Regions from separate parts of the Mus musculus genome. Here region 1 is linked to region 2. Evidence: chromatin loops called from intact Hi-C (ENCODE). Cell type or tissue: heart. All regions are shown on one strand. Links, peaks and the distances in the headings refer to the core of each region. The heading gives the core; the rest is flanking DNA.

Region 1 (5,381 bases), core at 245-5,244, 48 kb after region 2:
CCTTAAGTAGCTTCCCTTTCGTCTCTCTTCTCATGAGAGTTGGGCATACCATGTTCCATCGAATCTTTCTCTGATTCATCACTTTGTCTGCTACTCAATTAGACATCATTTTCAAACATCAGTGCTTCCTTTTACAAACTAACTTTACCTTCATTGTTTGGGAGTAAGAAAATGTCTGTGTTCTGCCCAGAGGAATTAAAGGTGTGTGCTAAGGGCTGAGCCATACTACAACTAGAAACAGGGTTTTTCAGTAAATAACACAATCTTGGATTTTACAGTGTGATTAAATATCTTGCAACATATATGTGTGTGTGTGTGTGTGATTGTGTATGTGTATAATAGCTTATATACTTATACATGTTATTACATTTATCTATAGATATATATTTTATAAGTGTTAAAATATATGTTTTTAAGGATATTATCTTTATGAAGCATATTTTCATATTTTACATATTTATATAAATCCATATATGCATGTGATAACAATTCCTGAAAAAGAGACCATGAATTTGAAAGAAAGCAAAGAGGAATAAATGGGAGGGTTTGGAGGGAGGAAAGAGGAAAAGGAAGCATTATAATTAGAATTATAATTTCAAAAATAAAAACAGACCTTCGGAGAAAAACCCAACTATATAGTATTAAGTCATATATAAAACGATAAAATTGGGAAAGTCCTATATCCTTCTTGCCCACCTCAGGAATGCTCATAAAAAGATTCATAAATGATTATTTATCACAGAGTAATTTGTGTTCGCTACATCGCTACGAGAAAATACCTGAGAGAATCCGCTTATAGGGAGGGTAGATTTGGCCTTGGTGCTATTGCTTACTCACTTTCCTGGAAAGCTTAGGATGAGATGGTTTCCTTAGAGCCAGAACCTGGGTAAATAAACATAGCCAGAACCTGGGTAAATAAACATCAGGCCAGTCAAAAGCCTGCAAGCCTCTAAGGGAAGCTTCTCATTATCTTCCCTCAGGAGCCTCATGGTGACTCAGTCACTCAGTTTCCTCATTGTCTCTCTACAGAGCTCACTCCAACTCCTCTTACTTCCTGCTCTCCAGACATTCATTGGTCTGCTTGTATTTGCTTTTTGTTTGTTTGTTTACAAGACTAAGTCTCCCTATCTAGTCCTTCCAGTCCTGGAACTCCCACTATGTAGACGAGGCTGGCCTTGACTTCAGAGATCCTCCTCCCAGTGCTGGAATTAAAGGCGTGTGTCACTACACTTGGCTTATTTCAAGCCATTCTTTTTGTTTGTTTTGTTTTTGTTTTTTTTTTTTCTGAGACAGGGTTTTTCTGTATAGCCCTGGCTGTCCTGGAACTCACTTTGTAGACCAGGCTGGCCTCGAACTCATAAATCCGCCTGCCTCTGCCTCCCAAGTGCTGGGATTAAAGGCGTGCACCACCACCGCCCGGCATTTCAAGCCATTCTTAAACACAGTATCATCACAAATGTTAGTCAGCTAGATGCCACACTACTCATCAAACCTTGTAAAACTCAAACAATATTCACCTATTTTCTTTAAAAACCTAGATTGTCCACAGGAATGAAATGGCCTGTGATACAATGTTTCATGACTAACCTAGGACACAATGTTTCATTGAACCCCATACAAACCACATAAAGACCATCTACCATAGATCATTTAACCTGCATGTACAAGGTTTTCTAAATGGAGCCTGGACAGGTATATTCCCCAAGGTTACACAGTGAGAGAAGCTGGGTCAGTGTGGATCCTCAGTCTGTCTCCCTACATGCTCCCAAATGCCTTTCTGGCCCACAGATCTTTTCTTCTGCTTCTCATTTCCTTGTGCCGCTCCCTCCCTCCATCTCTGCACTCACGTGTCCATCTGTATCCTGCCCTATACTGGGTCCCCTAGCAGATGAAAGACGCAGAGTGCACACAGTGCTTCTCTGGCTCTAACAAAGAACACACAGATGAACAGACAAGCCCACACCTGAGAGTCTCCAACGTGAGCCCTGGAATGGCTCCCAGTACTCTCGTGCATCTGTCTGCCATTGTCTCTTCCTTCCTTTGAAGGAATTTATCCACCTATCACAGTGAAGACAGCATGGAAACCCTTGCAGGCAAACTCAGTTCCTTAACTGGACATATACGTTCATAACTCTCAGATTAGACCTGGAACCCACTCCTCCGCAGCCTGTAGTTTCCCCAAGCGTCATTTGCATCAGCGCACAAACAAGAGCGGCGCCTCTTGATTCTTCTCCTCACAAGAAGTCAGGCTGAAAACAGAATGAAAAGGAAATCCAATCAGGTGATGCTTCTCCAAGCTAAGGAGGCAGGGGGAGATGGTACCTGCTAGCCTTAAATGTCCTCTGCCTTATCACAGGTTGAAGGATTCAAGTTGCAAGCACCATTGTTCTGGCTAGACTAGAAAGGACGGCCCACTGAAAGGAGACACAGTGTTGCCCGTGATCTACTCTCTGCACAGGAGAGTGGCTGCCTGTGTTCCTTTCCCTAAACAAAGTGCTGAAACTGTCAGGTGGACCTGTTCAAAGACAAACACCAGCATCCGTTTCCTCCTTTGGAGAATTGAGAACAGGAGTGTGGATTCTCCAAAACGGTGGTTGTCAATCTCTCTAACACTGCGACCTTTTAATACAGTTCTTCATGTTGTAGCATCCCCCGACCATAAAATTATGTTTGTTACTAAACTTTGCTACTGTTACAAATCATAGTGTAAATGTCTGATATGCAGGATATCTGATACTTGACCCCTGTGAAAGAGTTCATTCGACCTCCGCCCTCTCCCAGGGGCCATGACCCACAGATTGAGAACTGCTACTTTAAAATAATGTATATGTGGCACAGTCCTGGCTGTAGGCATAGGTGACCCCAAATCAAGCCATACTACTCAGTTCCTGCAACCTCAGTTCCTGCACTAGTCATAATGAAAACAGAGCCCTGGCCCTTCACATAAGAATCCTGTAACATTTCTGCAGACCTAAGCTTGACCTTAAGTGCCACAGGTAGGCAGGGAGAACAGGCCCTGTGGCCCCACAAGAGAGAGGTCACAAATGTTTACTGACTGTCCCACAGGCTGGGGTTGAGGTCAGACTCCAAGCTGAGATGCAGAGAAAGTTCTGGAAAACCTGAGAGAGAGCAAACAGTTCAGCTGGAAGGCAGCTTGGGGCCACTTTCTCCAGAGACAGAAGGAGCAGAGCTGGACCCTAACAACGCAGCACCCAAAGAAAGTTAGGAAGAGTTTCACATCCTCTGAAAAGCACTCAGGAAGTTAGGAGGTGTTTGCCTGTTTGTTTGAGTCGAGAAGACGCTAAGCTCTTTACAATAGCCAGGAAGCGAGACGGAGCTGCCCGCCAACTCATGAATGGATAAAGGAGCTGGTCCAAGAGCACAGGGGAACTCTATGCAGCCAAAGAACAATGAAAGCATGACAAGTCAGGAAGATGGGTGTGGCAGCAGAGCATTCAGTCAGACTCTGAAAGTCAAATTCCATGTCGCCGCTTACATGTGGAGCTTCAATTTGTACCTCTCTGACTATCTATCATCTATCTATCCATCTATCTATCTATCTATCATCTACCTATCATCTTTTATCTATTTACCATCTATCACCCATTTATCTATCATCTATTTATATCTATCACTATCTACCAGATATATATATATTAATCTATCTATCCATCTATCATCTACTATCATCTATCTGCCTGTCTGTCTCTGTGTGAGACAGAGACAGAGTGTGTGTGTGTGTGTGTGTGTGTGAGAGAGAGAGAGAGAGAAACTAGAAAGGGGATCATGAGGAGTAGGAGCCCTGGGGAGGTGGAAAATAGAGAGAGTAATGGAGTGTGTGTGTAATAGAAAAGCAGAGGGATGCCGCCTAACAGAGAGAAGAAAGGGAACACAGCCAATGGGAATGGGCAGTGGGGGAAGGGACCAAAGTGTCTGCAGCTGCCACGACCGACAAGAGCCTGCTAACTACGAACTTTGACCAAAGAGAAAAGAATTTGAGGGGGAAATCAGAACTGTGTTGGACTGGCGCTTACTTATCTATGGCTTAATCATGGTTTCATTTTAACTACACACGGGATGGTGAGGATAAGAAACATCACCATCTTCTCTGAACCAGGGCCTCTGAAGTTCTTTGTGTGGCTGGTGCATTAAACTTCATGTGAGCAAGATTGCAATGTTATGTCTCCTTTGATTGCTGGTCTGAAACCCCAAAGCCCACACAGGGTCAGATAGTCAATAGCAGGCTGGGGTTGCTTCTGTGCTCAACCATGTGTGCTACACCACAGACGACTTCCAAAAATCATTCGTCCACTTGCCTTAGCTATTTGGGCAATCACAACAAAATACCATAAAATCTGTGCCATAGTAACTGAAACTCATTTCTCGTGATTCTGAACGGTGAGAGGTTGAAAGCCAGGTTGCTCAGGGCTTCAGTTTCTGGTGAGAACCTGCTTCCAGCACACAGAGGACCACTTTGCAATACAACCTTACGTGGTAGGAGGAGTCACAGGAGCTCCCTGGACATCTTTGCTAAGAACACTGATTCCCCAGGGCTGGGGAGATGGCTCTATGGGTAAAGCATTTGCCATGCAAGTGTGAATGTGAATCCTCAGAACACACATGAACTTGGTGCCATCACACAGATCTGTAATCCCGTGCTTCTATGGTGAGGTGGGAGACGGAGAGGAGACTCTCCGAAGCTCATGGGCCAGCTAACCCCATGGCATATGAAGCAGAGCAAAGAGAGACCCAAAAGAACTGGGAGGTTAAAAGTGACACCCAAGATTGGCCTCTGACTTCTACTCATGCACCGTGAAAGAGTGATGTCTGCACTCACACACAAAACCACACATATATGCATGCTTATTGCACACATATAACACGCACACAACATAAAAGAGCATGAATCCCATTAGGGGAGGGTCCCATCCCATGACCGAACCAGTAACACATTATTTTGTTTGATTTGACCATTTGGTCCAAATGACAGTCTTTTAAGGTGGGCACTATATTCATCCTCATTTTACAGATTGAGAGACAGGAGGAACAAAACAGACATTCCGAAGCACACCTAGAACCCCAGCACTTAACGCTGAGACAAAACGACCATGAGTTTAAAGCCAGCCTGCACAAATAGAGCAGGATTTTGCCTCAAAATGGGGCTGGGGATTACTCAGTCCGCCTCAGCATCTGAGTTTGGATCCCTGGTCCCATATTAAAGCAAAACATGACGCCCCTCTGTAAGCCAGGTGCTGGTTAGTGTTTATTGTCAATTTGCCCACGTGTAGAGTCCCCTGGGAAGAGAGAATCTCAGCCGTGGGCATCACCCAGATCACATCAGCTGCCTGTTGTCACTGTCTTGTGGAATGACAAGTGATGGA
Region 2 (5,381 bases), core at 203-5,202:
AGATTTCAAGTTAAGCTGATCAATTATGTGATGGAAATAAATTCATGTCAGCTCTGAGACACTCTGTCCTTACAAAAGACCACCAGCAGCCTCTCTTCGTCTCTCCTCCCTATTCCCTCTGACCATCCAGTCCCTTTCTCTCCCCCAACCCTCCACAATCCCTATTTAATTAGATTGCAGTTCAAAAAGGAACGGACTGTAGGTTATTTATTCACAGTCGTGTCCTGTGAATTCAATCCAGTGTTGTCAGCTTTCAGAGGGATGAATATTTCAAGCCATAGCTCTAATTGAGCTCGGAGCCCTTTTATGGATATTTCACGGAAGAGCTAAATACAAAGAAGAAAAGAAAACTGGCCCAAGTCTACCTCAGCAGGAAAGCAGCCTGGGTCCAGAGTGGCTGCAGTGGCTCCTTCCAAGTGAACACTGACAGCTTTCCTTCCTCGCGTGGTGTGCTTACTTCTCTTAGTCCCTTCTTCTTCTGCCCCAGACCTGGGAAATAATTTCTCATACCCTCTGTCAGCCCCAAACCATCCATCCCCACCTTACACCTGGTGTCCCCACAGTGGATGTCCTTCTGCCCACCAGGTTTTGTTTAAAGAGACAGCAGAAGCTGCTGGGGTCAAAAGTGCCCGGAGAGTTCTTCAACAAGTGTTTGGGAAGCTCAACCCTTGAGAGCAGAAAGTTGATAGCACCTCAACATGTGGAGACTCTTGCTCCTCACCACCCCACCCCTGCTCCCCACCCCACCCCCACTCCCCGCTCCCCACTCCCCGCTCCCCACTCCCCACTCCAAGAGCTTCAAAACTCCAAGGCAGCAGAAAACACATTTGTTATAAGTGTGCTCTGAAAACGAAACTTGGCATCTGAAAAAGCCCCTGGGCGTGATAAATATCATCTTACTGAGAGAGTAGGTGTGTCAGGGAGGGAAAGACAGAGAGAGAGAGAGAGAGAGAGAGAGAGAGAGAGAGAGAGAGAGAGAGAGAGAGAGAGAGAGAGAGAGAGAAGAGGACAATGTTAGATGGAGAGGAGCACAGACTGCCCCCAAATGGAAAGGGGACAGCCCTAATGCATTACAGGGCCCACCAACTCCGAGCCTGTCCTTTAGATGTTGGAAGTAACATCAAGACAAGAAAATGGCTCTGGGGCACATGTGCCAACCAGGTCTTCCTTTCAGGGCTGAGACCTTCTCTCTCTACATTGGCACTTTTACTCTCTGATGGCTCCCAGTTCCCAGGGGTAACCCAGTCAGGCCTCTACTGCAATTACCTGTCAAGTTCATCTCTTCCTTCTCCCTTACTCCCATCCAGAGAATCCCACTACTAAAAACCTCCCGGGTGAAAAACCGCAGCCTGTTTCCATGGAATCCATCGCTAAAGCCATCCTGAGTGAGTCACCACTGGATTGTTCTAAATAAATTGAGGCCCATCCTGGAGGCAGTGGGGGTGAGTCCCACACATACGGCATGGCTGTCCTACAGGGCTTAAATGGAATGAGTATCAATATAGAGTTGTACTGGCTGCTCTGTCACACATGTCGGAGAAAACACGGGCAATATCACAATCTGAAGACTGCTTTGCCTTCTCGATGCAAAGAAAGGAGAAACCAACTTTCCACATCTGGAAATAATCACAGCTAGCCCTCAGTATCATTGTCGGCTAGGCTGTTCTGATCATCAGAGCCAAGCCATCCTGTTCCTCTGTCAGGCGTAAACAATCGATCACACAGAGCAGCCATGGCAGACAGGCTTGCTTGTGGGCACTGATAAAGTGAATCAAAATGAGACCATCACATGACTTATTTTGTCTATGTTCAGACAAAAACAAACAAACAAACAAACAAACAAACAGGATCACTGTAACCCTAAAACACCCTCAGCACAGGATCACCTGGATTCCTGGTGCCATCCAATGTAGACCCAAAAGCCCAGTTTCTCCTCAGATCTTCCCACCAAAGCCCACAATTAGGACAGGTCTTTTCTAACACTGCTGCTGAACCCATGTCCCCATGATGCTGTCCCCTTGATTAACAAGGAACGGATCGATCAACAAGGAACTGATGTTTGCTCATCATCAGTTTGTTCCCAGGGTCCTTGGGGAAGACCTATATAGTGCGGAGCTGTAGATGGTTATGCTGCTGTCCCTGCAGAGGAGTCCAAGAGGATGGTGAGACTTTTCCAGGCGAAGCAGGGTCAGACAGAAGTCATTCCGACAGAGGAAGCAATGAGAAATGGGTGGGGATCATCGTTATGGAGAATGAGGAGTCTTTGTGGAGTGGGTTGGGGTGGACTGAGAAGGAGCTGACTAAACCTGGAGATCCTTGGTGATAAAATCGCATCCTACAAGAGGTCAGAGGAATAGGCAAGAAGAGTTGTAAACTGGAAACGTGTTTGAAGAAGAATTCCTGGACTGGCTCAAATTCTATTTCTCTTAAACCTGTTCTTTACTGGGGGCTGAAAGAAAAGGCACTTGCCATACTCACACCACTAATTTCATACTTTGTGTTTTCCAACCTGAAGTTGAGGGCCAGACAGCCCCAAATCCCTTTCCCTGGGATATCATGAATTCTGAGAAGACTTTGTTGTGGCTCGCAGCTCCCAGACCTTGGTAACTGGCATTCCACACATAATTCCTCTCAACTCCTCAGGGTCAAAGAGTGTCAGTTAGTCATTTCCTCTCTGGTTATAGTTTGTAACGGAAGAGCTTTACCACATGTCCCTAGCCCGATGAGCCTTCCAGATGTCCTGTCAGGCAGGCCAATGTCTTCCCGCTTCCTCTCAGGAAAGGATGGCTGAAACCAGCAAGCCACAGGTGGCTTCAGGGAATCTCATTGTGGAGCTTGGCCTGCTCCTATATATATGTGGGTCCCTCTCCATTGTGGGTTTCCCCCTCCCACACTGACATCCTTCCGCAGGAAGTTACAGCTGAGTCCTCCAGACAGTGGGACTCCTTCTGTCCTGTGGACTTAAGTTTTGCTTGTACCACAAACCTTCCCACCTTCATGAATCCTAGCTTGCCCTGTCTCATTCCCCAAGGCTTTGTCTGCAGTATCTGCATTTGGGTTTTCTTGTCTTGCCAAATGGTTTTTTTTTGTGTGAGGGTATCCTCAAAGTTCTGCTAAGTCTCTTGAAGATGCTGAAGAAGACTGCAGTGTCACCCGAAAATGCTCTGTCAGGGAATGCTGGGAACATTATGCCATCCCAGTTTTAGGCTTCTACCTCATACAGGCCTCAGTAAGCCACAGTATAGTCTGTGCCTTAAAACACACGTAGCATCACAATGTTTTTACACTTATCATATATTCACACTCCGTATCGTTTTGAGTTCCCACTTACTGTTGATGTAGGCAAAGCCCTTAGAAAAGCGCTGGTTAATACCATAAAAATATTAGCTGCCTTATTTGCATTATTATTAATGTATGAATTTAGATAGTTTCTTGTAATTGCTTTATGGTGATCTAGTATTGATCTTACTATATTTTATTCCAAAATTGGTGGATATTAAGGTTGCTTCCAACTTTTTATAATCATTGTCAATGCATCTAAAATATTTTTAACATATTATATTCATTTATCCAAGAGTTGTTATTAAAGGTATTTGGTTTGGTTTGGTTTGGTTTGGTTTGGTTTGGTTTTGGGGTTTTTTGGTTTTTGGTTTTGGAGTTTTTGTGGGTTTTTTTTGTCTTGTTTTGTTTTTTGATGTTTTGAGAGTTGATATTTTCTTGGTTGGCTGTAAGAATATGTTTATGTTTATGTTTTCTTTCTGGCTAGCGTGCCTATGCCTAGTAAGACATAGAATTCCTGAATTTTCTACAGAAATTTGACAACCCACACGATTTCTAAAGATTTGTAGATGCAGGGTGATAACCTTGGCTTAACTTACAGTTTTAAAAATGTTGCTGTTGCTGTAGTTTACGAATGAGTCATGTCGGCTTCCCCTTTAGCCCACACTTATTTGACATTATCTACTGGCTCTTAACTTTTTATGGAGTCAGGGACTGTTTAAGGATGTCCCTCAGGAAAATGCATGGGGCCCGGCATCACCCTCTATATGAGCATCGGAAGGCTTCAGAGAGCCCTGGCGGTTATCTACGGCCACCCTCTGAACACGTATCTCCTGCTTCTATTCCATTCCATTTTGGTTTTAGAATATCTATTTGATCACATCCACCCAACCCCCACACATCTCCCTACCACCTTCAAGTAGTTTAGGTTTGGGTTCATTTGTTCTATAACATGCTGAGTCCAGTTAATGGTCAATGGTCTTGTTGGCTTGACCTCGTACAGGACTTATACAGGTAATCATGGCTACAGTGTGTCCACAAGTGCCAATATAACCCTTGGGAGCACTCCTCCCCATCCTCCAGCTCTTCCTTCCCTTCTACGTACTCTACTGAGGCATCCGTAAGCCTCACTGGGGAGGGATTGGCACAGACACCCCATTTAAGGCTGAACCTCAGGTATATCTCCAACCTTTAGCCAGCCCCGGGCCTCTGCATAAACTGCTGCCCACTACAGGAAGATCTGCCTGTACTTAGGTAGATCCTTCGGATTTTTTAGTCCTGAGATTCCAGGGTCCCTACCTCCAGGGATTGTGACTGAGGAGTTCTCCATGGTAACTGAGGCTTGGTGTGTGTGGGTCATCATTTTCAGAAAGGCAGCTTTGGGAGTATCTGGATTCTCAAAGCGCTCCTGTTCTGCCTTCTAAAGCTTGCTCTTCTTTCTATAGCTATGAAGGAAAGGATAAAATCACAACTTTAATACATAAAAGTTTTACTGGCCTCCAAATTAAGGCTGCAGCTATTTAGTTCCAGGGTTACTGTGGGAGGGTAGATCTTCAGCTTCTTGGCTTAGATGGGAGCCAGAGGCAATCCACGCTTAGAATCGGGTGTCATACAAAGGAAAATAAGACAGATACAAAAGGAAGAGGAGGAAGAGGAGGAGGAGGAGGAGGAGGAAGAGGAGGGCAGGGAGTGAGGAAATTCTAAGCCATGCAGAAAATGGAACATACGAAGTATCCTCTAGTTAAGCATGAACAGCTTGTGTTTGGAATGGTTTGTGTTTCTAATTTTATAGCAAAAGTGAGCTCATTTTTCTCCCCTCTGCCAGTTACTTTGAGGATTCTTTTGTGAAAAAAAAAAAAAAAGAAGGAAATAAATTTAGCCTCCTCTCAGATTCACATTCACATAACTGATTCTGTTATAAGATAATGTCCATTGCCTCACTTGCAAATAAGATACTTTTTGTTCATTTAAAAATCTAGTGTCACTGGGTGTGGCATGCTCTTAATCCGAGAATTCAAGAGGCAGAAGCAGGCAGATCTCTGTGAGTTCAGGGCCAATCTGGTCTACATAGAGAGTTACAGACCAGCCAAGCCTACAAGTGA

The links. A loop is a pair of places that touch in the nucleus more often than their neighbours do. Peaks named below come from ENCODE experiments on the same cell type or tissue, not always from the same donor. Only the 100,000 strongest peaks of a DNase experiment are listed, where the experiment ranks them.
Region 1: a loop joins it to region 2, with 2.6 times the contacts of the local background. A loop is called at or near these places in 2 of 42 quality-filtered maps.

The regions. Positions count from the first base shown.
Region 1 is chr10:95,657,635-95,663,015 of GRCm38, reverse strand. No RefSeq gene overlaps it. Among named protein-coding and RNA genes, the nearest start is that of Gm33336, 28 kb to the right of the region's middle. In heart, for the core only: no CTCF peak of the experiment used is centred there; a DNase peak (open chromatin) is centred at 3,345; H3K27ac peaks cover 531 bases.
Region 2 is chr10:95,705,592-95,710,972 of GRCm38, reverse strand. No RefSeq gene overlaps it. Among named protein-coding and RNA genes, the nearest start is that of Gm47708, 22 kb to the left of the region's middle. In heart, for the core only: no CTCF peak of the experiment used is centred there; a DNase peak (open chromatin) is centred at 2,802; H3K27ac peaks cover 1,383 bases.